Regions from separate parts of the Homo sapiens genome. Here all the other regions are linked to region 2. The links are chromatin loops, found by intact Hi-C in ENCODE. Cell type or tissue: endothelial cell of umbilical vein. All regions are shown on one strand. Region 1 overlaps PHEX (phosphate regulating endopeptidase X-linked). Region 2 overlaps PHEX (phosphate regulating endopeptidase X-linked). Region 3 overlaps PHEX (phosphate regulating endopeptidase X-linked). Region 4 has its middle 17 kb from the start of PTCHD1. Region 5 overlaps PTCHD1-AS (PTCHD1 and PHEX antisense RNA). Region 6 overlaps PTCHD1-AS (PTCHD1 and PHEX antisense RNA).

Evidence for each region. Hi-C counts contacts between places; a loop is a spot of excess contacts. Peaks named below come from ENCODE experiments on the same cell type or tissue, not always from the same donor. Only the 100,000 strongest peaks of a DNase experiment are listed, where the experiment ranks them.
Region 1: a loop joins it to region 2, with 10 times the contacts of the local background. A loop is called at or near these places in 42 of 110 quality-filtered maps.
Region 3: a loop joins it to region 2, with 4 times the contacts of the local background. A loop is called at or near these places in 7 of 110 quality-filtered maps.
Region 4: a loop joins it to region 2, with 13 times the contacts of the local background. A loop is called at or near these places in 7 of 110 quality-filtered maps.
Region 5: a loop joins it to region 2, with 4 times the contacts of the local background. A loop is called at or near these places in 2 of 110 quality-filtered maps.
Region 6: a loop joins it to region 2, with 21 times the contacts of the local background. A loop is called at or near these places in 47 of 110 quality-filtered maps.

Annotation. Positions count from the first base shown.
Region 1 is chrX:22,190,486-22,194,485 of GRCh38, reverse strand. PHEX (phosphate regulating endopeptidase X-linked) reads right to left here. Exons shown (of 22, transcript NM_000444.6): 15 at 3,984-4,000. It overlaps PTCHD1-AS (PTCHD1 and PHEX antisense RNA), which reads left to right. Exons shown (of 12, transcript NR_073010.2): 12 at 1-1,481. Among named protein-coding and RNA genes, the nearest start is that of PHEX-AS1, 20 kb to the right of the region's middle. RefSeq lists an enhancer at 1,649-1,908. In endothelial cell of umbilical vein, a CTCF peak has its summit at 1,589 (motif pointing right); a DNase peak (open chromatin) is centred at 1,595.
Region 2 is chrX:22,133,966-22,137,965 of GRCh38, reverse strand. The region is part of intron 12 of PHEX (phosphate regulating endopeptidase X-linked); the gene reads right to left. Among named protein-coding and RNA genes, the nearest start is that of PHEX-AS1, 37 kb to the left of the region's middle. In endothelial cell of umbilical vein, a CTCF peak has its summit at 1,867 (motif pointing left); DNase peaks (open chromatin) are centred at 1,645 and 3,055; H3K27ac peaks cover 2,807 bases.
Region 3 is chrX:22,079,311-22,083,310 of GRCh38, reverse strand. All of the region lies in intron 5 of PHEX (phosphate regulating endopeptidase X-linked), which reads right to left. Among named protein-coding and RNA genes, the nearest start is that of PHEX, 49 kb to the right of the region's middle. In endothelial cell of umbilical vein, a CTCF peak has its summit at 1,635 (motif pointing left); a DNase peak (open chromatin) is centred at 1,600.
Region 4 is chrX:23,316,072-23,320,071 of GRCh38, reverse strand. No RefSeq gene overlaps it. Among named protein-coding and RNA genes, the nearest start is that of PTCHD1, 17 kb to the left of the region's middle. RefSeq lists a silencer at 1,682-1,851. In endothelial cell of umbilical vein, a CTCF peak has its summit at 1,744 (motif pointing right); no DNase peak of the experiment used is centred here.
Region 5 is chrX:22,321,812-22,325,811 of GRCh38, reverse strand. The region is part of intron 5 of PTCHD1-AS (PTCHD1 and PHEX antisense RNA); the gene reads left to right. Among named protein-coding and RNA genes, the nearest start is that of CBLL2, 51 kb to the right of the region's middle. In endothelial cell of umbilical vein, no CTCF peak of the experiment used is centred here; DNase peaks (open chromatin) are centred at 431 and 2,071; H3K27ac peaks cover 1,738 bases.
Region 6 is chrX:22,746,700-22,750,699 of GRCh38, reverse strand. All of the region lies in intron 3 of PTCHD1-AS (PTCHD1 and PHEX antisense RNA), which reads left to right. Among named protein-coding and RNA genes, the nearest start is that of DDX53, 250 kb to the left of the region's middle. In endothelial cell of umbilical vein, a CTCF peak has its summit at 2,085 (motif pointing right); a DNase peak (open chromatin) is centred at 2,109.

The sequences.
Region 1 (4,000 bases), 57 kb before region 2:
ATTTTAGAGAATCACCTCAATTTTTCACTTCTTCAGCGAAGCAAAAAGAAGGCAGTTGTAGGGTGGGGGAAGTCCCAGGAAACCCGGTGGGGAAGTGTGTAAGAAGAAACTCCACCTGTCTTAATTTGTAGTCCAGAAAATCAGAAAGGAGAGAGGGGAAAAAAAAGTCACCCAAAGGATTCCTTGTCATCTTGCCTGGGAATGTAATTTACAATGAGAGCAAGCACTGGTCATTAGGAAAACAGAAACAGCTTGAATCTCTTAATTAAAATACTGTTTCAAATTGTTCATTTTAAAAAAAACCCTCTGCCCATGAGCTTTCATGAAACCATTGGGTTACCCTGAAATGGTTTCTTCCTCAGTAAACCTCTGATAGGATTAGCCCTTCCCAGGCAAGAAAAAGGCTGAGCAGGGGTGAACCCTGGAGATGGAACTATTATTAGACACACTTAAGTACCCCAAGGAGCAGTAAGCCTTCAGTGACATTTTAAAGTGAATGCGGAAACGTCGGCTTTTCTTGCATCAGAGCTGATCTCTTACACTCGCTAGACTGGTGAAAATTAAATCTACCAATGCCAAGAGTTGATGAAAATGAGGAACAACAGAAACACTTCTGTACTTTGGAACACCAGCTTTGGAAAACATTTGATATTATCTGGTAGATAACTTCTTCCTATCAGCCAATAATTCCACTCCTGGATGTATACCCTCAGACACTTGTTCCAAGAGACATTCACAAGAATATGCAGAGCAGCACTGTTCATAAGCAAAAACCTGGGTGTGGGGACTCATAGGCTGGACAACAGAAGAATAAACAATCTGGGGGTACAGTCATGAAATATTATACAGCAGTGAACATGAAAACAACCTACCACCACATGCTACACGAACAAATCCTAAAAACATGTTGACTGAAAAATCGCAGTTGTTTAAGATTGCATACAGTAAGATACCATTTTTATTATACTAAGAAACAAGTAAAAATAAACAACATATTCTTTAGGGATACCTATATAAATAAAGTTTTATTTTAAAAAAACAAAACAAAAATGATAAACCCTCAAATCAGAAGAGTGTTACTTCTGTGGTGAGAGGGAGGGATGGTTCCTGATGGGGTGAGGGCGTCGTAGGCACATATTAATTTCGTCATGTTTTCATATATTCTTTATAACTTATATGTGCCAAAATGTTACATGTTCTTTTGCATGTACCAAATATTAGACAATAAAACGTTTTTAAGTGAATAATCTAAACAATTTCTATTTCCCAATAGAATGTCCTAAATGTGATTATAATTAATAATAAATTATTATAAGTATTAGTTATAATTAATAACTCAAATATCATAAGTTCCCATATAACATATGCAACTTAGTTCTCAAGTTGGCATTTAGGGCCTTAAGAAAGCAATGGTAGTTTCGTGATAATGAATATTTATACAGTAAGAAGTGACATTCAAAATATTTAACAACTTACTTGGTTATGTAAATTAATGTATAAATAAAAAAATCCCGCCATCTGCTTGTCTTTCGTCTTTCTGTTCATTTCTCTCTCAGACCGAAGTCGGGCAGAAACTGCCATTCCTAACAGTGGCCACACGAGGGCGGCTCTAAGAAGATGTGCCAGCTGGTAGTGAGCAGCCACAGCCTTCCGGCTGTCCTCTGACCAGAGTCCTGTAGGAACAACGGCCAGTATGGAGGACCCACGGCAGACTGGCCAACTGGCCAGAGGGAAGGCAGGATGCCTCCCTAAGGAGGTGGCCTGGCCTTTGAATAAAGATTTGAAGGAAATGGGAGCATAAACCAGGCAGGTCACTTGGGGAAGTTTTCCAAGAGAAAGCCAACCCCAGGTATAAATGCTCCCAGAGCAGAGCGTGTCAGGTGTGCTCTATAAACACGAAGGAGGCCAGTGTGGCCGGAACAGAAGGAGGGAGGAAGGGGGAGAGTAGCAGGAGGTACAGGCAGAAAGATAACAGACCTTAAGGCCATTATAAATAATTTGGCTCTTTCTCTGAGTGAGATGGGATGCTGATAAAAGCTTTTGAGCAAAGAAGTGACACGATGTGATTGTAAAACGTCTTAAAATCGCTACAATATTATATTTAGAATAGACTGAAGGGGGGTAAGAACAAAAGCAGGGAGGCCAATGAGGAGGCTATTACCATAATCCAGGTGGGAGATAGTAGTGGTATGAACAAGGGTGATAAATTCCATCCCCTGCATTCAACACTGTAGAAATGTGATTAAAACCATGAGATTAGATGTTATCACCAAGCAAGTGAGCAAAGATGGAGAGAAGAGAACAGAAAAGGTGCAGACTGAGCCTTGGGGCATGCCATCATTAAGAGATATGGGAGATGAGGAGAAACCAGCAAGGATTTGAGCAACAGTGGCCCACCCTCCCCAAGACAAGCCACCACCAACCGGAATTTGGTGTTTGTCATTCTCATGAATGTCTTTACACTTACACTACAAATGGATGGACCTCCAAACCATGTGTAGAATTGTTCTGCATGATTTTCAACTTTATTTATATAGTATCATACTTGATATATTTTCCCAAGTTGTTTTACTTGTGAAATTCATCCATGTTAATATATGTTGCTCATTTTTCACTGCTGTATGGTATTCCTTTGTGTGAATATGCCACATGTGACTCATCTTCCTGCAGAGGAATATGTAGGTTATTTTGCTTTTTCTACTATTATAAATAATACTGTTATGAGCATTTTTGCATGGGCTTCTTTATGCCTTGTGCAAGAGTTCTCTAGGGCAGCTGTTCCCAAACTTTAGCATACATTACAATCACCTGCAGGTTTTATTGCACCAGATTTCTGAGCTCCACATCCAAAGTTTGATCAATAGACCTAAGGTGGGGCCTGGGAATTTGCATTTCTAACAAGATCCCCCATGATGCTATTACTGCAGGTCCAAGGACCACATTTCAAGACTCACAACATTAGAGCACATTCCAGGAGCACACATCATGGTCATAGGTATGCATGCACAACTTCAGCTTTTTGAGATATTGTCAAATTGCCCTGCAAAGTGGATGAGCCCATCTATCTTTCCACCAGCAGTGAGTATGTGTCCTTATTGCCAAGGCTGGAAGCTGTCAGACTTTTTATTTGTGCCATTCAGATCTTAATAATTTTTTAAGGCCAGGTGCAGTGGCTCACGCCTGTAATCCCAGCACTTTGGAAGGCCAAGGTGGGCAGATCACTTGAGGCCAGGAGTTTGAGACCAGCCTAGTCAACATGTCAAAACCCCATCTCTGCTAAAAATACAAATAAAAAAAATTTAGCTGGGCGTGGTGGTGCACACCTGTACTCCTAGCTACTCAGGAGGCTGAGGCACAAGAATAATTTGAACCTGGGAGGCAGAGGTTGCAGTGAGCCAGGATCGTACCACTGAACTCCAGCCTAGGTGACAGAGGGAGACTCTGTCTTTAAAAAATAATAAAAATAATAATTTTTTAAATTTATCATGGTATTTTTAATTACATATACCTGATACATGTAAGTAGAAAACCTCAAGACATAACTTCCTAGCGTTAATAAGAATATTTCCAAGCTTCTTTCTTACATACAGATGGTCCGCTCAGGTTCTACAATCTGCTCAGTTACCTGCTGTTTTCCCCACCAATCCTAGGAATGAATAAAATGGCATGGACAAAATCAGTAAGGCCATTATGAAAGGAAAGTGGAAACTTGCTCCTTTTCATGGCAAACTTCATTATGGTTTAATTTGGTTTACTGTAGTTGACTTTTTTTCAATCAGTGGTGACATAAAGCTTTAAAAAAAACTGGTAAGGTGAAGAGAGTGAGGAAAATTTGGCATATAGGTAGGAGAACAACCTTCCTTCACCAGCATACCCTGCCACTTTTGGGGGAAATAAGAAATGTCTTACCCTCCATCATAGTCATGGAAAAGTTCTTTGCATTTTATACCAGGTTACCAAGGAGACAAGGAACCCGTACTCACGGATCTGGTTGGTGGAT
Region 2 (4,000 bases):
GCCACACACAGCAACTCCCATCAACTGTTGGGTGAGGACTTCTGAGGAAGGTGTGGTCATTCCCCGTCCTTTGGGCCCTCTTTATGAGTAGCAAAGCAGGCTGTAGCAGGGAGAGAATGCTCTTGGCCAAAATGCAGGAGGCTGCAGTTGGAAGTCAGGCAGGTGTGCTGTGAAGTGGTAAGGACAAGACAGGGGTTCCCAACCCTTTTCACGCAGCAGAATCACCAGGTAAAACACAAGGCACTGAGCCCTACTCCCAGAGCTCAGCAGGTGGGGATGTGAAAATTTGCATCTCTAATGAGTTCCCAGGGACCACTGCTGCTACTGGTCTGGAACCACACCTTGAGAACCACCAGGCTCCGGATATAAGCAGAGCCCTGACCGCATACCTGGGAGAAGTCCAGTACCTAGGCCTGGTAGAGCTTAGAGACAAAGCCAAAGAAGTGGGCTACACCTCTGTTTCGCCCTCTGCAAGAAAACTCTCACCACCTCACTCAAAGCCTGTGTGTGAGAGTCACATGCCAATAAATTTAGGACCATTCAGCCGACTTCTCTGCACCTGCTGTGGCCAAGGTTAAGGCCACTCCCTCAGAGCATCATTAGGATGCCACCTCCCTGTGAGTCCCATCCTGCTATTTTTCTTTGGATGTGACCTGACAAACTTAGGTCCCAGGGGCAAAGAGCACAAACAAACAAATAATTCCGAAGGGATCCAGCTTTTTGGCTATATAGTCAAATCCAGCTGGAGATAAGCCAAGCTCAGGAAGTTGCTCCTCCTGATCTGACGCTCTCCTGCCAGGTCTCAGTCAGAATCCTGATGTAGCGACCTTGAGATCCTCCTCTTCTACTCTGGCAAGGGCAAATCCTCCAGAAGACACCCCTAAAATCATTATTTTATCACCTGACACTCATTCAACAGCTGTGGTCACCAGAAAAATAACAGATGCCCTGTCCTTTGCTGCTTATTTACAATAAGAGCACATGCTTGCAGGGAACAGAGAATCCTAAACAAAAAGCGGTGCTTATTTCACGATACTAAATTTCCACTTGAAACCTACACCATCAGTTTCACAATACAAAAACTACTCGTGACCTCTTAAGAGATGAGCAGGAAAAGGCAGGGAGACAGAGAAAACAAATTTACCCTTCACGGGAGCAGAGGCATCCTCATTTATCTTTTACAGTGAACACCCCTAGCAAAGAGTACAACAAAGCCACATCCACACACTTCCATTTTGAGACGAGGTCATTGCTACAAAAGCCAAGGTATTAGGCCTCAGAACACTGCAGCTTTCTGTACCTGCCCGGTTCAGGAGGTCGGTCACTATGGAATGCTGAGGTTAACACTTCTTAGGAGGCTCTGTAATTAGCTGCGGTCCAGAGCTTCATGGTGAGGGAAAGAAAAGCTTCTCCCTTTCACAAATCAGAACATTTTTCCAGCTTTCCCAATGGGTTGCCAAGTGACTCAGCATTGGCCCAGTGTGGGCACTATTATTGATGAGAAATCTTCCGCCTGGGTGATACACTGCATACAACACATGCCCAAAGAACAGTGCCAAGTCATACCAGGAAGAGCAGGCGAGTTATTCACCTCCACTTCAAATGCAGGCAAATCCTTTCTTAATGCAGGGGCTACTCAGTATCAGAAAGACAAAACCCTAAGATAGTGGGAGATTTCCATCTAAGATTCAAGGAATTATTAGGCAAAGTCTCTCCTTTCTTGTTGACTATTAAAAGGCAATCAAATCGAGGACAGCAGAGAAAAAGGGCAAGAAATTTTTTTTTTTTCAAAAACAACGCCGGAGTAGAAAGCTGCATAAAAGCTTTCAACGCCGCTAGTGTTCTTTGTGAGTACCACGAGCTCCACCCAGAGGTCATTTTAAGAACTGCATGTTCATTTAATTTTGAGGGGAAAAAAAAAAAAAAAATTTACATCTTCTGGGGTCCAGGAAAGGACCCACTTCAAAGAACTGCTGAAATTGCTTCAACAACATCCATCTTTCTTGCATTTCGTTAAAGAAACTTCTCTGAACTCTGAAATGCAAGATACAGTCGGGGAACTTTGTGAGATCCAATTTGCCTTTGATATTTGTACCTGTCGTGGAACTAGCAGAGTTCCTGGCAGGTTGAACTCAGCTCAAAGAAAGCAGAGTGTTCAAAGAACGCTTTTAGAAGAAAAACTGACAGCTCTCATTGAAATAAAATAGAAGACTGGAGAGCAACTCGGGAGGCAAACAGGAACATGTCTAATATTAGAAGAACTGAGAATAGTCCTGCTTCAAGAAGGACCCATGGGCCACTTGCCGAGAAGGGCCAACTGTGAGGCACCCACTCCCTTATGCCACTCAGAAGAGCTCCCTGAGGCAACTGCAATCCACACTGCTCAAAGAACTGACTGCACTTCCCAGAACATTCCCCTGGCATCCAGCTATTCATAACACATTACCCCCAACACCTATACATACACACACACTCCACCCCACCCTCCACCCTGGTGGTCCTGTACTAATTCATGCAAGCACCTCTTCGGTTCATGTGGGGTCAGGCGAGGATAAAGAGCCCTTAATACACTAAGCGCTCAACTGCCCAGGGCAAGACACATCCTGTTCCACATACCACAAGCTAGCTCAGCAAATAAATGAAGCCTTCATAAAACAACAATATGTTGGTGTTGAAAGTTGTCTACCATCTGGAGAGTTTCCCATCACAGCCCATGTGCTCTTGCCTTCATCAGCCTGTGCCTTATGTGACTGAGGACAGCTTTGACAGATTTTTGAAGGGGAAACAAAAAATCAAACCTACTCTTTGTCTTCCTCCAACGCTGCCTTGCCACCCACCATCCCAGTTCTTCCTTCATTATAAACACTGAACAAACGCCTTTTCACATCTACTGACAAAAGTATCTATGGCAATGTTTATCCATCTCCAGTACCATGAGTTTAAAGCACTAGAAAATATCCTTGCTAAAACTCTACGTGTTCTCATTTCAACAAGGTTAAGCATTCCCAGAACGCTGAGGCAAAAATATTTGTGCTCAGTATGACTCAGTATGACTCCAGGCAGTGTTTCCCCAGACCTGCCTAGTGATAACAATCACCCGGAGACTGGCTAAAGTGACAGCTGTTCAGCCTGCATCCATGATCCATTAACCCAGGCCTTGCTGGGAAGGGGCCCAGAAAGCCAGAGCGTCCAGGCAACCCAGGTGATTGTTATACTCAGGAAGCTTTCAAAAATACCTCTAGATACAAGAAATGCTCAGCTGCAGAGAAGCATCCATCAAGAGTCTAGCAGGTATGCTCCACCCACTTGAATTCCAGCTCTATCAGAATCTCTGGAATTCAAAATGGATCCCATTCATTCATTCATTTATTCAGAGATGGAGTCTCGCTCTGTCACCCAGGCTGGAGTGCAGTGGCACGATCTCAACTCACTGCAACCTCCGCCTCCCAGGCTCAAGCGATTCTCCTGCCTCAGCCTCCCGAGTAGCTGGGACTACAGATGCATGCCACCACACCCGACTAATTTTTTTGTATTTTTAGCAGAGATGGGGTTTTGCCATGTTGGCCAGGCTGATCTCAAACTCCTGACCTCAAGTGATCCACCTGCCTCAGCCTCCCAAAGTCCTGGTATTACAGGCGTGAGCCACTGCACCCAGCCCGTTTTCTACTTTTAAACAGCATGGCTGTCAATACTTTTCTCCTTTGTTCCCTTATCGTGTCGCATAGTATCAGAAAATTTTACAAGGCCCAGCAAGTGTCCACTTCTATTAGGAAATACGTTTGTAGTCCTAAGCAATGGTAGAACACTGGTCTGCAGTTTATCAGTATACTATTTGGGTCATTTGTGCCAAATGATGGGTCGGGAAGGAGATATGCTTGGTTACAGGAAAGGATTTGCCCCAGGACATTTGCATGCATCATGCACAGAGCAGAAGGACATGTGGCCAATATGGGTTTTCTTCGTTTTGGTGTCTTAGGGGCTCTTGTTCCAGCTGCTCCCT
Region 3 (4,000 bases), 55 kb after region 2:
CTGGAGAATCACATTACCTGACTTCAAAATATAGTACAGGGCCTATGTCTGGAATGGTATTTCCTAGGTTTTCTTCAAGGGTTTTCACAGTTTTAGGTTTTACATTTACATCTTTAATCCATCTTGAGTTGATTTTTGTATATGATAAAAGGGATGGGTCCAGTTTCAATCTTCTGCATATGGCTAGCCAGTTATCCCAGCACCACAGTCCTTTACCCATTGCTTGTTTTTGTAGACTTTATCAAAGATCAGATGGTTGTTGGTGTGCAGCTTTATTTCTGGGCTGCTTCCATTGATCTATGTATCCGTAGTTGTACCGGCCACACTGTTTTTGTTACTACAGCCTTATACTATAGTTTGAAATCGGGTAATGTGATGCCTCCAGCTTTGTTCTTTTTGCTTAGGATTGCTTTGGCTATTCGGGCTCTGTTTTGATTCCATATGAATTTTAGAATAGCCTTTTTCTAATTCTGTGAACAATGTCATTGGTAGTTTGATAGAAATAGCATTGAATCTGTAAATTACTTTGGGCAAGATTCCATGATGAAGATGCCCAAAACAATTGCAACAAAAACAAAAAATGACAAACGGGACTTAATTAAACCAAAGAGCTTCTGCACAGCAAAAGAAGCTATCAACAGAATAAACAGACAACCCACAGAACGGCAGAAAGTATTTGGAAACTGTGCATCCGACAAAGGTCTAATATCCAGAATTTACAAGGAACATAAACAAATTTATAAGCAAAAACCAAACAACCCCATTAAAAAGTAGACAAAGGACATAAACAGACACTTTTCAAAAGAAGACATACGTGTGACCAACAAGCATATGAAAAAAAGCTCACCATCACTAATCGGTAGAGAAATGTGAATCAAAGCCACAATGAGATACCATCTCACACCAGTCAGAATGGTTATTATCAAAAAGTCAATAAATAATAGATGTTGGCATGGATATAAGGAAAAAGAAACTCTTATACACTGCTGGTGGGAATGTAAATTAGTCCAGCCACTGTGGAAAGCAGTTTGGTGATTTCTGAAAAAACTTAAAACAGAACTACCATTTGACCCAGCAATCCCATTATTGGATATATCCCAGTTACCATGATTTGATTATATGAATGTATCAGATTATCACATGTACCATGAAAATGTGTAGTTACGTATCAATAAAAAATAACAATAATAAAATAAAATTCTATGTTCTGTCAGTTCCTGAGAAAAAAAGGAAAAGGAAAGAGAATGAAACTTTTCAAATTTTCTTGGAGTTTCTCCTTGCCATTTTTTACGAGTTTTGCTGAGAGCCAGAAAAATGCAGGCTGTTGTGAGATGATGACTTTAAGTTGTTGTCTTCATTAACTAGTAATACATACTGGGACATCCTTGGCCTTCCAAATACTCTTTCAGGATCACATATACTCACGTCTTTTATTGTCCCTTAAATCCTCATACTATCTCCTGACATAGAATAAATCCAAACGTGTGCAGCAAGATAATGTTTTTGGTCACTAACTTCTGTTGTTTTCTTTATTTTTGGAATTCCTTTACCTCATTTAAGCCTGTAGCAAACCCTGTATCATTTTGCCACAGGGGAGCTTTGCAGAAGTACGCTGTGTAGATTAGAGCGACCCCTGCTGGCCAAACTGCATGTCTTTGGCATGGGGATATATCTAACCCTTAGAAAGGGTGCCTGTCTCTTCACCCAAAGGCACCATCTGCTCACCCAAAAGGATGCCCACAGTGCTGTGCCTGCCCAAAAGGCCCTTCTCTTATTCCTGTGGGTTTGTGGGATTAGAAAAGCTAAGCACACCGAAGAAAATTGAATTCGATGGAAAAGGAAGCCTAACGACATTGAGGGAAGAGAGTTTCAGGTAAGAGGGATTTCTCCCAGAGCAGAAAGAGGATCTTTCAAGCAGCAAAAGAAGTCAAGAATTCTCATGAGCAGAGGAACTGATCACCCCAAAACATGGCAGGATCTGAGAAGGAATGGGAGTCGCAGGACCTCAGCATCAGAGGGGCACACTTGAAGAGGCTACATGGTTCCATAGTGGGTTTCTTCTCAGAAACCAGATAACTGGTTATTGCAGTTTCCCAATACCCTAGGAAAAGACCGAGAAATGGGGCCACCAAGAGGGGAGGTAAATGCCTAGACTAAGGTTCAGTTTCCCACCAAAAGGTTGGGTGGGAGCTAAAAGTCAAATATTAGGTTGAGTAAACAAAATTCCTATTCCTTGCACTACTGAGTTTGAGCTCTGAGAGGCATATCGGGTACCACATGTCAAAGAAAAACATTCTCCAAATGGTCCTGACCAGTTGCTGGGTCATGCTTGAAGAGTAGGTTCGGAACCTTGTGTCGTGTGCTACTGTGGACCAGTATCTACAGTGAAAACTGTCACAAAAGTCAATTCATTTGAACGTCAATGACGATTAAAAGTAAATTCTAATTCACCCTTCCGTACACATGGGAAAAGTGAAATCAGCGAGGTGAAGTAATTTGCACGAGGATATTCGGTGAGTACATCACAAAGCTAAACTGCAAACCTCAATCTTTTAAATACCAAAGCCTATTATTTTTTTTGTTTGTTTTTTAACTATACCAGTAGTTTTCAAACTATGTTCCACAAAACCTATAAGTGGGGGGGGCTTCAAATGTTCATCCAATTAGATTTTGTCTTTTATAGTTTTAACTATTTTTAAATGAATAAAAAAGCAACACTTGCAAATTCTACAACTTTGGCAGCCACCAGTACGCTAATTTTTGTTATCAGGTTCAATGGGTTTCATGCAGCTCTCAGAATAAAACTTCTCCTACCACCTCCAGATACATGCTCGAACTCTTGTAAATGTGTCATCAGGAAGACTATAATTATATTATATCTGAGGGAAGGCAATTAGTTCAGATGTGTGAATATTCAGTCATGGAAAAAGGTACAAACAGGAACAGAACTTAAGCAAACGTTTGCCGCACTCAAATGCCAAACAATGTTCAAACACCAGTTTGGAACAAGCTGCCATCTTGACAAAAGAGAGCAATAATAAGTACATGGGTGCCTCCTTACATTTGGAAAGTATTCTATCATTGACATTTTAGTGTTTCTAGGATCAGTTTAATTGAATATTAAGTATACAAGGCAAGCTATTAAAAATTGGTTACCATGTTTCTCTATTCCCCATGTTTTCTGTAAGCTCCTCTTAAAACTAGAGGCTCAATTGTGGGGGCACGACAACATCACTGGTGATAGTGTGCACTTCCTACTGATACCAGGAGGCACACAATATCTGGTTGCCCCACTTTTAGCAATGCTATCATTGATATTAGGGTTCAGGTGATATCGGTCTGATATCATGAATTTCCCAATCAACCATTTACCTAATGGTTTTAGCAGCCATTGATGATAATTGCCTAGATCAATCCTTTCCTTAGGGATTTTTTTTTAAATAGATAGCTTCCTATTATTTCTTCTGCATTTTTAAGCTGTGATTCTCCTATAAACAAGAACTTTCATCAGCTATTAGATTACCCTGAAAACAGTCAAATTCAGAATGTAAGACAGTTTACAGGACAAATACTCCAGTTTCTTCAACAAATAAATGTGGTTTAAAAAACAAAAATAGGGGGATCCCTTGTGGAGTAAAACAGACATATCAACTAAGTTCACCTGTGATTTTTATTTGGAGATTGAATCAAAGACCAACTGTTTTTTTTTTTAAGGACATGTTTAAGACAATCAGAAAAATTGAAAATTAACTAGTTATTAGATGTTAATTATGGAATTATGATTATCTTTTTGGTTGTGATAATAGTCCTTTCCACTAGCTAAGCACTGAAGTATTTACTATGCAATGATATATTTTTAATTTGCTATAAAATGTTCTAGCCACCTCCCAAAAAAGGAGGGCTCTAGATTAAAACATAACTGCAGAAAGAAACATAACATCAGAAGGTTGAGAGTTGTTGAAGCTGGGTTGATGGATACATGGGAGTTTATTTTTCTATT
Region 4 (4,000 bases), 1.2 Mb before region 2:
CTGTGGTAATGACCACCCCCATCTTGCTCTCCTTCATTTAATAGCTTCTTCAGAAGTGACTCCTTTTAATTACTGCTGATTTTTCTTGCAACGATCTAATAAGAAAATCATAGAGGCTATGTCTGTGTGATGCAGGACCAATTGTAGGGTCAAGTCAAACCATCGAGCAATTTGGTGGGAGAAAATTGTCAGGCCAAGCTTCCATTTGACACTCTTGACTACGTGTTGTATATGTTTATAAATACATATTTAATGATTGGATGTTTTTATATGGTATATACAAACAAAATCATGTTCCTTAGGTGTCGAGTGAAAGTTATTGAAGTAAAACATGGTTTCCTCTTTATACAAATCACTGACTAAATATTTATTATAAGCCCACTGTGTGCATCACTTAGGGGATGCAAGGAGGCACAAGTCCAGATTCCTGTTCTCAAGGAGCTTGATATCTTGGTGGGGAGTTAATATTCTTCATTCATTTCACAAATATATTTTTAAAGCAACTAATACGTTCCAGGCCCAACTTAAGGACTGATATACATGCTAAGTAAGCCACCATCCATCCTTATCTCAAGAAGGTTATAGTTTACTGGAGGATGTAGAGAAGTTGACAGAAGGTGGCAGAAGTTTGGTAAAGACTTTAGTAGAGGGAAGCACAGGGCATTATAAGAGTTGGTATTAGGGGTATCTAACTCAGACTGAGAGGGAACATGGAGGCTGCCTGGAGGTGGAAGATAACTAAGACCAATGTATGCCAGTGCCATAAGTGTTCATCTCTGACAGAGGGGTGCAGGCATAAGTGGCATTCAAAGATGGGGGAGGTCACCTCATGTCGGGGTGATGAAGGGGGACTTCATGGAGGAGTGGGACTTGAGATACACTGTGAAAGTTGATGCCAGAAACTTCACAGACCTTGCTGCGTGGTGCCTGTGCATTGTGGATACTCTCTGTAGGGAGTTCTGGTTATGAGACAAGCTTGGGGTCTAGTATGGTCAGAGCAAGATATAATTAGCCAGAAGAGAAGGGCTTGACATTGAATCTGATAGTTAGTATTGCTGTCTAAATGGTGTCACCTGAGTCAGCAGTATGTGTGTGTGTTAAGGGGTTGCTATGGAGAGGTATCTCATAGAAGATGGGTATGGGAAGCGGGTAGTTGGCTACTTTGAGTTGATGAAGAGATATTGGTATGAAAGGACTATTCTGGTATATGAGTTAGGAATGCTTTTGTCTGCAAGTAATGAAACCTAACTAAGAATTGCTTTAACAAAAAAGGATTGCCTTTCCCTGCATAGCCCAATGTCTGGTGGTATTGGTTCAATGGCTCAAAAATGTCAGGGCTGGCATCCCTGCCATCCCTGTGGCCTTCCCACCACGGTCATTGCCTCTGTTCAAAATATAACTGTTACAGTTCTAGACACATCAGGTCTGTATTTAAGACATGAGGGAAGGGGAAAGTTGTGTCTGTTCCTTTAATAAGGAAACGTAATATTTTCTCCAGTACCACTCCAGTAAATTTCCTTTTATATCTGAGTGGTCAGACTGGTAGCACATGGCCACTCCTACACTCAAGAGACATTGGGAGAAGATTAGCTTTTTCAGCTTCTCAGAGAAGGGAGAAGGAGGTTGGAAATGAGTGTTTGGAGGACCAGGCAGGAATGTGTGTGCGTGTATGTGTGTTTGTGTATGTTTGTCTCGTAGGGGTGCCAGGGTTACTTGTGGCCTAGGCTGGGGGTCCGGGGCTAGGTGCAGTACCAGGAGGTGCCCTCAAGGGGGAGCCAAAGAGAAGGCCACTCAGCTGGGCCCACACACGGTGCTCATTTCATGATTCTTTGGGGTAGCTCTTCTCCACTATCGTTCTTTCTCTATCCCTTCCGTGGATCCATATCCTCTCCCTGCCTCTCATATGTTAGCTTTTTCTCGGATTTTACCATTGGCCTCTTTTCTTCTCACCCTGCCCACACCTGGAGAGAATTCAGGAAGCTGACATTGGAAGGGCCTGAGATTCCTGCCAGGCCTAGCAGCTGTGCCAACCGTGAACTCCCTCTGGATAGGGTTTAGAGTTGCCAAGTCTCACATCCCAGTTAGAGAGGAAGAAAATAACAGGGGCTTGAGTGCCCAGTGATGAGTGCCAGGCCAGTGTTAAGCCAGACTGGAGTCACCCTGGGATAAGAAATCTGTTCTCTGAAGACAAGCTTGATTTCAGACTTCTGTATTTTCTACATGGTTTCTGCCTTTCCCTTTAGTGTCTTGGTAAACTTGTTTTCCAGAAACGCCATGCTTGTTATCTCAGAACTAAAAGAGAAAGGGAAATTGCCCACCCCATGCCAATCTAGACCCTCATCCTTACATCTCAGTCTAGGAATAGAAGTCAACCCATCCTAGCCTGGGATACTGGTAGGAATGGGACAGTTAGTCAGGTAAATACCTAGGAGGTAACCAAGAACACGAGTGGTTTCTACTGTCCTCTCAGTAGAATTCATTTAGAAGTGATTCATTCAGGCCGGGCGCGGTGGCTCATGCCTGTAATCCCAGCACTTTCGGAGGCTGAGACGGGTGGGATCACCTGAGGTCGGGAGTTCGAGACCAGCCTGATCAACATGGAGAAACCCCGTCTCTACTAAGAATACAAAATTAGCTGGGCGTGGTGGCGCATGTCTGTAATCCCAGCTACTCGGGAGGCTGAAGCAGGAGAATCACTTGAACCCAGGAGGCGGAGGTTGCGGTGAGCTGAGATCGCGCCATTGCACTCCAGCCTGGTAACAAGAGTGAAACTCCATCTCAAAAAAAAAAAAAGAAGTGATTCATTCAGAAGTGATTCTCAGCCACAGTTGCTAGTGAGATTGGGGAATCGAAATTTCTGGTGAAGTTGACATGTGGGGATTTAACATAAAGAAATACTTTGCCCTACTTAGTGGTTTTTTAATAATTAAAAGAAAAATTTGTGGGTACATAGTAGGTATATATATTTATGGAGTACAGGAGATGTTTTGATACAGGCACGCTATGTGAAATAAGCACATCATGAAAAATGGGGTATCCATCCCCTCAAGCATTTATCCATTGAGTTGCCAACAATCCAATTACACTCTTTAAGTTATTTTAAAATGTACAGTTAGTATTGAGTATAGTCACCGTGTTGTGTTATCAAATAGTAGGTCTTATTCATTCTTTCTGACTATTGAGTGGTTTTTAATCACAGTGTTGATTTTGCATTTCAGAGAGCATTAAAGGTGGGCATAAATGTTTATTAAAGGGCAGCATGGCCTACAAAAGCTAAGAAACACTGCTAGGGACAGTGAGGCAGGGCAGAGTGGGGCGTCGCGTGGAGACAGGTTAGACGACAAACCTTGTCTGAATTGCAAGTTGCCTCAGATGGAAACTTCTCTTGTACATCAGTGAGAAGACTTGGCCACTTTGCCATGTGACCAAAGGTGGGAACTAGGGCAGGTATTCTTAGTCTTTCTGGTGCCAGGCACAGCTTTGGAAGGTTGGTGAAGCCTATGAATTCCCTCTCAGGAAGTGTTTTTAAAAGCATAATATAAAATATACTGGATAACAAAGGAAATCAATCATATCAAAATACAGCTACCAAAATATATTTTAAAAACAGGTTTGTGAAACAGTAATACAGGTGCTTCTTTATTAACATGTTAATAACAAGATGTAACAACAGTTGTAATAACTTCAGTACTTTTGAAGTAGTGTGAGTGTTAACAGGATTTTGAGATATCTGCAACAACTGAAATGTGATATGAAAATAACTGAATTTTATTGGCGACAAAGTCACAGGCACTGCTAGTGGTGCTGCAGTTTGTTACCTACGTTGATTTAAAGGAAATGCCACATTTCAGTTAGAGATTAGAGGGAACAAAAGTAAAAGTTTCCCATCCAAGTTAGAGACTCCTGAATTCTACGCACAGGCCTCATGAGGGTCTACAAGTTTAGAGCTTCTGGCTACAGAGAGGAGAAAAGAGGGGACTATATAACAGCAGATCAGTGT
Region 5 (4,000 bases), 190 kb before region 2:
GTCAAATGTTAGAGCCACGTCTTCTGAGTTGCCGTTTTCCTTTTAGATTCTTAACTCCATGGACTGTTGATTATCTGCTTTGTCAGGGACTGCTCTAAACTCCATCACTATGACACTGAGCAAAAGTCCCGGGTCTCCTCATGGTATCAGTCAGAGTGCCCGGGTGTCTACGGACTGTTAAAAGCACACACTTCCATTTCTATTTATTTCTTCGTTTCATGTGTGAGACAACACTGCTTCCGATTTTGTCACTTGACAATTTAGTTTGTGTCAGAGTCAGTGTCTCTCACTTCACGGAGAGGGAAAAGTGGAAGGGAAATAGCAATACCTTCCTTTCCTCTATTTTTTTCTTGGATGTATATTTTTCTGACATTCCACTTTCAGTTAGTTGAAAACTGGATCCTTGCCAGGACCTTAGAATGAGGAACATGCTGTCATCACCAAGGAGAATAAATTGGGCAGTTGTTCTCAACTCAAGCAGATTATCACATTTAACTGGGGGAACTGTTTTAAAGCACATATTCCCAGGCCCCATCCCAGGCCTACTGACTCAGAAGTCCTGAGAGTCTGTCTTCTTCGTTTAACTCAGTGATTTTCAGCTGGGGGTGATTTTGACCCATCCCCCGAAGGATATTTGGCAGTGTCTGGAGACAGTTTGGGTTGTCATAACTAAGAGGAAGATATTAGTGGCTTCTAGTGGGTAGATGCCAGGGGTGCTGCTGAACATTCCAAATGTACAATAACACCCACAATAAGGAATGATTTGTCCCTGTACCGTATATATATTTTCATATATTATAAATACACGCACATGTAATCCTGTTCTTTAGTTGCCGTGTGTGGAAAAGTGGCGTTATCAAAAAGATGCATGCATTTGAGTGTGGCATATTCTGCAGGAAATAATGTTAATAATGGAGGCCAAGAATACATGTGTTTAGTTTTATATCTTGCCCAATCTTCCTTGTTTGATAGTGAATCCTGAGATTCAAATATTGGTTCAGTAGGCAGAAACAGACAGCGTCTGCTATGCCTGCTTGATCTGAAGTTTTCTACCAATGAAAGTGAAAGGATTCTTCTCTGTTATTATTTGTTTGAAGCCTCCCATGGTTTCTGGTCACAGCAGTTGCTAGTGAAGAGAAACCATCAGCACAGGCTTAGAGGTAGGTGGAAGGCCCATCTTTATCAGACTCCTGTAGCTCATGACTTCTCTCCTTACATGCATGTTCGTTCTGGGAAGAATTTATATACAAAGAAGAGAGTCGTTTGGGCCTCATTTCTACATCCGTTTATTCATTCATTCACACATCCAGTACTGCTTGAGTGTCTACTATATGCCAGGCACTGGTGTCGGTGCTGAGACTACAGCATTGAACAGACAAGACCCTGCCCTCAGGGAATTTGCCTTATGGTGGGGGAAATGCACACAGAGAACTGTACGGAATTTGTCATGTGTGGGGAGAACTAAAGCAGGGAAAGGAGAAGAGGGAGCACCATGGGATGGATGGTTAGAGAAGGCCTCCATGAAGAAGGAACATTTGGGCAGAGAGCTGCAGGAAGCAAATGAGCAGGGCTAGCCCAGTGAATATCTGATGAAGAGCATAGGAAGCTGGGAAGAGCAAGTGCAAAGGTCCTGGGGTAAGGAAGCAGACAAACAGCAGAGAATAAGGGACTAGCTAGTGGATCTGATTGATCTCAAAATTTGGAAATTTGTTTTAGAGGAGTTTGTAGGACTCAGTTGGGTACTGTCACCCTTCACTTTTCTCTCCGCTCCAAAATTTAAAAAATAAAGCAACGATCACCTAAGGTCAGATAATTACACAGCTTATATGCACAAAGCAGCAGAATTTGTGTTCTGCATCTCTTTCTGAAAGGAAAAGGGAACATGGTCTATGCTTAGGGAAGCGTTGTGCTTATTGGATAGTGGGGTAACAAAAGAGCATGACAGCTTCCATTCTGCAAGTGGCTAAGGGTTTTGGAAAGAGGAAAAGGAGGAGGGCTGTGTTTAAAACTTGGTCCAACAAAATACAAGTAAATAAACAGAAGCGCCAACCCAGGAAATGTGGCTAGCTGCATAGATGAAGAGTCATCGCCCCTGGAAAGTGATTCATGCTTAGGGGAAAGTAAAAAAACCAAGGAGCATTACTGTTGAAATGAGGAACGTGGTCAACGCCTGTGAGTATTCTTAATTAAAACATGTAGATATCTATTCAAGGTAGATCAGTGAGCAGGCACCTTCAGGGCCCTTGGAGAGGTAGGTAATAAGCAGCCCCCAAGGAAAACTTTCTCTTTACTCACAGGTCTCCTCAAAGGGTGTCCAAAGGTGCCAAGAGAGCAAAAGAAGGTCAGTTCCAACTCTTTCAAAACTTTAAAAGGAGCAAAGCCTGATGCTTTGTGGCCTTTACATCTTCAAAGCTCCAAGCCAACTCAGCCACCTTATGACCATAATATCTGACCAAAAGAGCCAGGTTTTTTTGTTTTTCTTTTTTAGTAGCAGGTTTTCTCTCTGAGATTCACGCATTGTCCAAAAGCTTCTGACTTTGTGGAATTGTTTCAGGGAGAAAAAGCTTTATTATTCAAGAGTCTGGGTCAGTGGTTCTTAAACTTACAACTACAGAAGGATGCCCTGGCAGCTTAATAATACTTTCAGTGTTTGCCTCCCCCCGCTCAGAACTAGTAAATGTCGATCTAGGAAGGGCTGGGAATATGCATTTTTACACCTATCCCAAGCCATTCTGAGGCCTCTAGGTCAAAGGACCTTACTTGGAAAAACATTAGTCCAGCCCTTCTCCCTCTCCTCCAAAAACACTTTGGCTCACTGATAAAATGTGGTTGTTTGGGGAGAGGTGAAGGAGAGAATACACGGAAGTTGCCCCAGTTTGCCTTGTAATCGTCTCAAATTGTGGCTCTTTATTGCAGAAGATTTGGGTTTACGCTCCTTTCCACCCCAGATTCAGGTACTTCTCGACCTAGTGCACAGCTGACTACATGGCCTGAGATAAAGAGAAGTGGCAGTTCTGCCTTCCCCAAATTTTCATTTCTAATGACCTGCTTAGAATTGTGTTTTACCTGGTCAAGTCACCGCATCCCCTCTAAGAGGACAGTAAGGTACATCGGCCATAACTTGCAGCCAGCAGTGACCCTTGAGAAAGCCCCAAAGGATGAAATTCTGAAAAACGTGTTTTCATAGCAACCCAGCAAACTGAGAAGTGCACAATTACATCCCTGTTTGGACGAGACCAGTCAATCTGATTCTTGCCCTTGTCCAAGCTGTTAGCTTGTATTTCCCTTTTTGACCAAAAGCAGTGAGTATAAACAGAAGAGGGCTGGGAAAAGGGCCACCAGGGCCATAGCCCCCAGACCAGCCTGGGGGTAGCTGTGTGATCTTAGCAAAGTCACTTCTCTTTACTCTGAAGAGTCAGAAGGCAGATTATAAAAGCTTGTAAAGGCCCTTCCTGCTCCCACTAGCCAGGATTCCACAAACTGAAGAATGTTCATGGTTAGCTTTCACTGTGGAGGTTAAAACCAGGCATGGGGTGCTCTCTAGGCAGTGGGCAAACACAGCAATTAGGGCCACGAGACACAGTGACACGATTAGGTTGCGAGGACCCAGGGCATCAAGAGACAGGGCAGAAAGGTCCCGAGAAAGGAAGAGAAGGTATAAGCCAAGGTTTATCAACCCGGACACTATTGACATATTGGCCCCAAAAAGCCTTTGTAGTGGAGGCTGTCCTGTGTACCTTAGGATGTTTAGTAGCATCCCTGGCCTCTACCCACTAGATGCCAGTAGCATCCTTCTGTATCCCTGCTCCTAGCCCCCAGTTGTGACAACTAAAAATGTCTCTACACATTGCCAAATGTCCCCTTGGCAGCAAAATTGTCCCTAGTTGAGACCAGTAGTTTAAATCAAACAAAATACTATGATGTTTTTCAGCTAGCCCTCTTAATAATTATCCCACATATTCAAAGGGAACATATGCAATTTCTACCATTGTACCCATTA
Region 6 (4,000 bases), 610 kb before region 2:
GAACTTTTTTTTCCAGGAAGCCTTAATTGTTGAGTTCCATTTTCTGCTTTCTCATCGAATAACCATTTCCTACAATATATTATCTAAATTAAATAGTAACAAAAGTAATTTCCAACTATATAAGAGCTTCTCCTTTTTTGTAAAACACAATAAGCAGTTCTTTTAACTTTTATCTATCAAATGCCTACTGTGTGAAAAATTATAAGGTCCAGTGAGATAAATAATATGAATGTTTTGTAACCTGGTAATACTATTTGACATTTAAGTTAGATTGAGAAAAGAAGAAATAGTATTCAACAGATGCTATGGGTGCCTCATCCAGATTCCCTTTATCAGGCCAGGCCACCTACCCCCTAGCTTCTGTGGTGCTGAATGCTAACAGTTCACATTCACTTCTCCAGAGGATTGCCCCATTCACAAAAGTCTGGGAAGCTCTGCCTCCATTTCCCAGTGTGCTCCTTGGCAAAAGTCTTATCAATATGGAGATACAAAAGCCCACCTTGCTTGCTTTCTTTAACGTGGGAAAAACAGTGATACAGTTGATGCTCCAGAGCTCCCTGTGGGATCAGGCTAAGGCTAGTCTTCTAAAATCTTATCTTTGCTCGGCTCTTTCCCCTGCCCTGTCTTTCTAAACCCACTTCCTGACAGGTTTCTCCCGAAAACCCTCAGGAAATAACTTACAAAAAAATCCTTATCTCAGGCTCTCCTTTCAGGGAATCTGACTGAAGACAGAGTAGAAGCAGTGCTTTTACAAACTACTTTTTTTTTTTTATTCTATAGTAATTATATAATCACCAAACTATAGAGTTGCCAAAGGCCTTAGGATTTACCATCTTTGCCTGTTACATATGGGTAACGAGGCCCACTAAGTGGCTTTAGAAAAAGACAAAAAATAGTTTAGGACAGAACATAAACACAGGTCTGCTGATTTCCATCCCTGTGGCCTTCAAATGATTATTACAGTTAAGACTATGTACTTCCTTTTATGAATCCATGAATGAGGAGTAAGCCTTCTTATATAAATATACATAAATTTGTTTATTCAGCAAAGGATTATGAAACAAAGTCAAACCATTCAAATTTGCAATGTTTAGTAATACTCTGGAGAACCCATGTTATTAATTACTGGCAACATTTTGCCCCCTTTCGAAATAAATATTTTATTCCATCAGCCTCAGATTTTTAAATGTTTCTTCTTTTTCCTTTTTTTTTTTTTTTGAGATGGAGTCTCACATTGTCACCCGGGCTGGACTGCAATGGCGAGATCTCGGCTCACTGCAATCTCCGCCTCCTGGGTTCAAGTGATTCTCCTGCCTCAGCCTCCTGAGTAGCTGGGATTACAGGTGTGCACCACCACGCCCAGCGAATTTTTGTATTTTTAGTAGAGACGGGGGTTTCACTATGTTGGCCAGGCTGGTCTCGAACTCCTGATCTTGTGATCCACCCGCCTTGGCCTCCCAAAGTGCTGTGATTACAGGCGTGAACCACTGTGCCCAGCCTGTTTTTTCTAAAAATACCTCAGACTTATCTCCTACATATCGGGAAGATACTGAGTCCTATAGAAATTTAATTATCATGCAAAGCATGCCTACTTGTGTTCTAGTACACAACCTTTAGACTTTGTCCTTTTTCTGTGATCCTTTTTAAAACCACTTAAGAAAAACTGAAAATGTTGCCAATGTTAATACCTATTAACATCACATTTGCTTATTAAATAAGAAAAGTATGTGAGATAAAGCAGACAAAAGCAAGATGGTCAACCTTGTTAAGTACAGATACTGAAGGAGAAGCTTTTTATCTCCTATAAGGCAAAGTTGGCATGTTCAGCAGGCCCTCAGCATCCCCTGAAATGAACCCAGGTTGCATCTTATCATTCTGAGTGTTGGAGCGGCTGTTGATAATGCAATCTGTTATGGCAAGCTAATAGTTAAAGGCTAAATTGCTGCTCCTGTCCTTCTGTAAATGTGAGTGCCTAACTGGGGCCTTATGGAATCACAGACAGCTCTCCTAAGCTGACAGGTGAAGTGGCTTTAATAGTAGCCAGGGCCTAGAGAGGCCAACAAACTGTTTACACAGACTTGCCAGCAGGGGGAGCGCTTAAAAATATGCCTGCGCAAACTGCATCTGCCAGGGAAACACTTGCTTAATGCAGAGAAAATTAAGAGCAAGTGCTTTCCAATTTCAGGCAAAGCATATACATTCGTAAAGAGCCAGAAGAGCAAGTCAGAGTGGGCCAGTGAGTGCTAACGATGTAAGAAATCTTTGGCAGTTCTTATTCACAGAGCAGTGGCAGAGAATCAGAGAGACAATCTGGATATTCCCAGGATGTCCTGAGCTCCAGTTAAAGCATAGCTTTATTGATTGAACTGGATAGAAGGCGTCAGGAATTGAGGCTTTAAAATTGCTGACGTTTTGTAATTTCTCTTCAAGTAAAATTCCAAAATGATTGGATCTTCCATTTATGGAGTTTTCCTTCACTATCTATACACAGCCAAGTCAAAGCCCTTGTTTCTCCTTTTCCTTATCTCACACACTTAAGTGGTTTTTCTAACAAACCCTGAAGTTCATACTGTCAGATGTTGATGATAACACTTTAGGTTTCTGTGAACTGGGAATAGCAAGCATCACAGCAAAAATACAAATTCTGACAGTCTTATATAGCACAGAAGAATGATTACCCAGATATTAGCAGACAACATTTCAACATTTCCGAGTCTAATGGAATGAGATTTGGATGGAGGGTGGATATCAAAAATTAACAAGACCAAGTCAGGACTGATATACAATCTGGGAGAATCCTGAGTCCTATAGAAATTCAATGATTATGCAAAACATGTCCACGTTGCTAGGTTTTTATTATTTTGCACTTTGCTAAGTCATCGCTACGTTGAGACTGACCTCAAATCTAAAATTAACCGAGGTACACCACTTGTAAACCAATAAGATAATATGTGTTCACCCCAAGAAAAGATGATGATCTCTAGTGATTGATTAGCTGTTGCTTACTTGCTGCGAGTATGAAGTTGATACTGTCTAAACTCCCTTTTTCCCCTAGCATAGCATAAAGAATATCCTACAAAATTCATTCTGACCTGAAGTCCCATGATTCCTTCACGCGGATTCTTCTGAAAGAACAGACTATAGTGAGTTTAAGCAAGTATTTGTATGGGTGAAGTGTTTCTTTTAGGGATCACTCTTACATCTTGCAGTCTTTCAACTTTCTCTTGCTTCTCACTTCCCAGATATGAATATGTAAATGGACCAGAAAAGAGTGGGGTAGCTTTCTGACTTTATAACTTCACACTGAAGATAAAGGATAGATGCGTGATAGTATTTTCTCCTTAGATTGCCAACCATTTAAATGCCAAATCTTCTCCCATCTTAACTCATATGAGAATAATAAAAGTCATTTAAATGGAGGTTGCCATGTGTTCATTTATTCAAGAAAACTTTGTTGAACACTTAGTAAGTACAAGGCACCATATTAAGGTAGAAAGGTGAATAAGATAAGTACAGCTCTTTTCTTCATTGAGCTTATGGTCTAGCATCCTTACTAATTCAGTATCTAAAATAGCTAATCACTTGGGTTGTATAATTTAGCATCCATTAGAAGCACTCCAAGAGGCTTGGCTGGGGGGCATTTGTAGGTCACTCAAATGAAATGTTAACTCCTTCTAGGCTTTATTTAGCAAGTCAAACTTAACACCTTCAATATAGGCAATTAGGATCAAAAGGTGTTAAAGCACATTCAGGCACAAAGCCATCTATCAAATTAAATTACTTAATCTTTCAACTAGTTGCTTTTAAAGTAAATGACCCTCCAAAGTTAGTGGGCATTAGTGTGGCCTAATGTTCAAATGCAGTTTAAAATCTAAATGCTGATATTCTAAACAGATCACACTCACCCTCCCATGAAATGTATCCTTGATTTTAGACTTTTCCCCTTAAGAGATGTTTAAAAGTAGGTATCTCCTCTTTCTACAGAGAACAGGGCCATTTT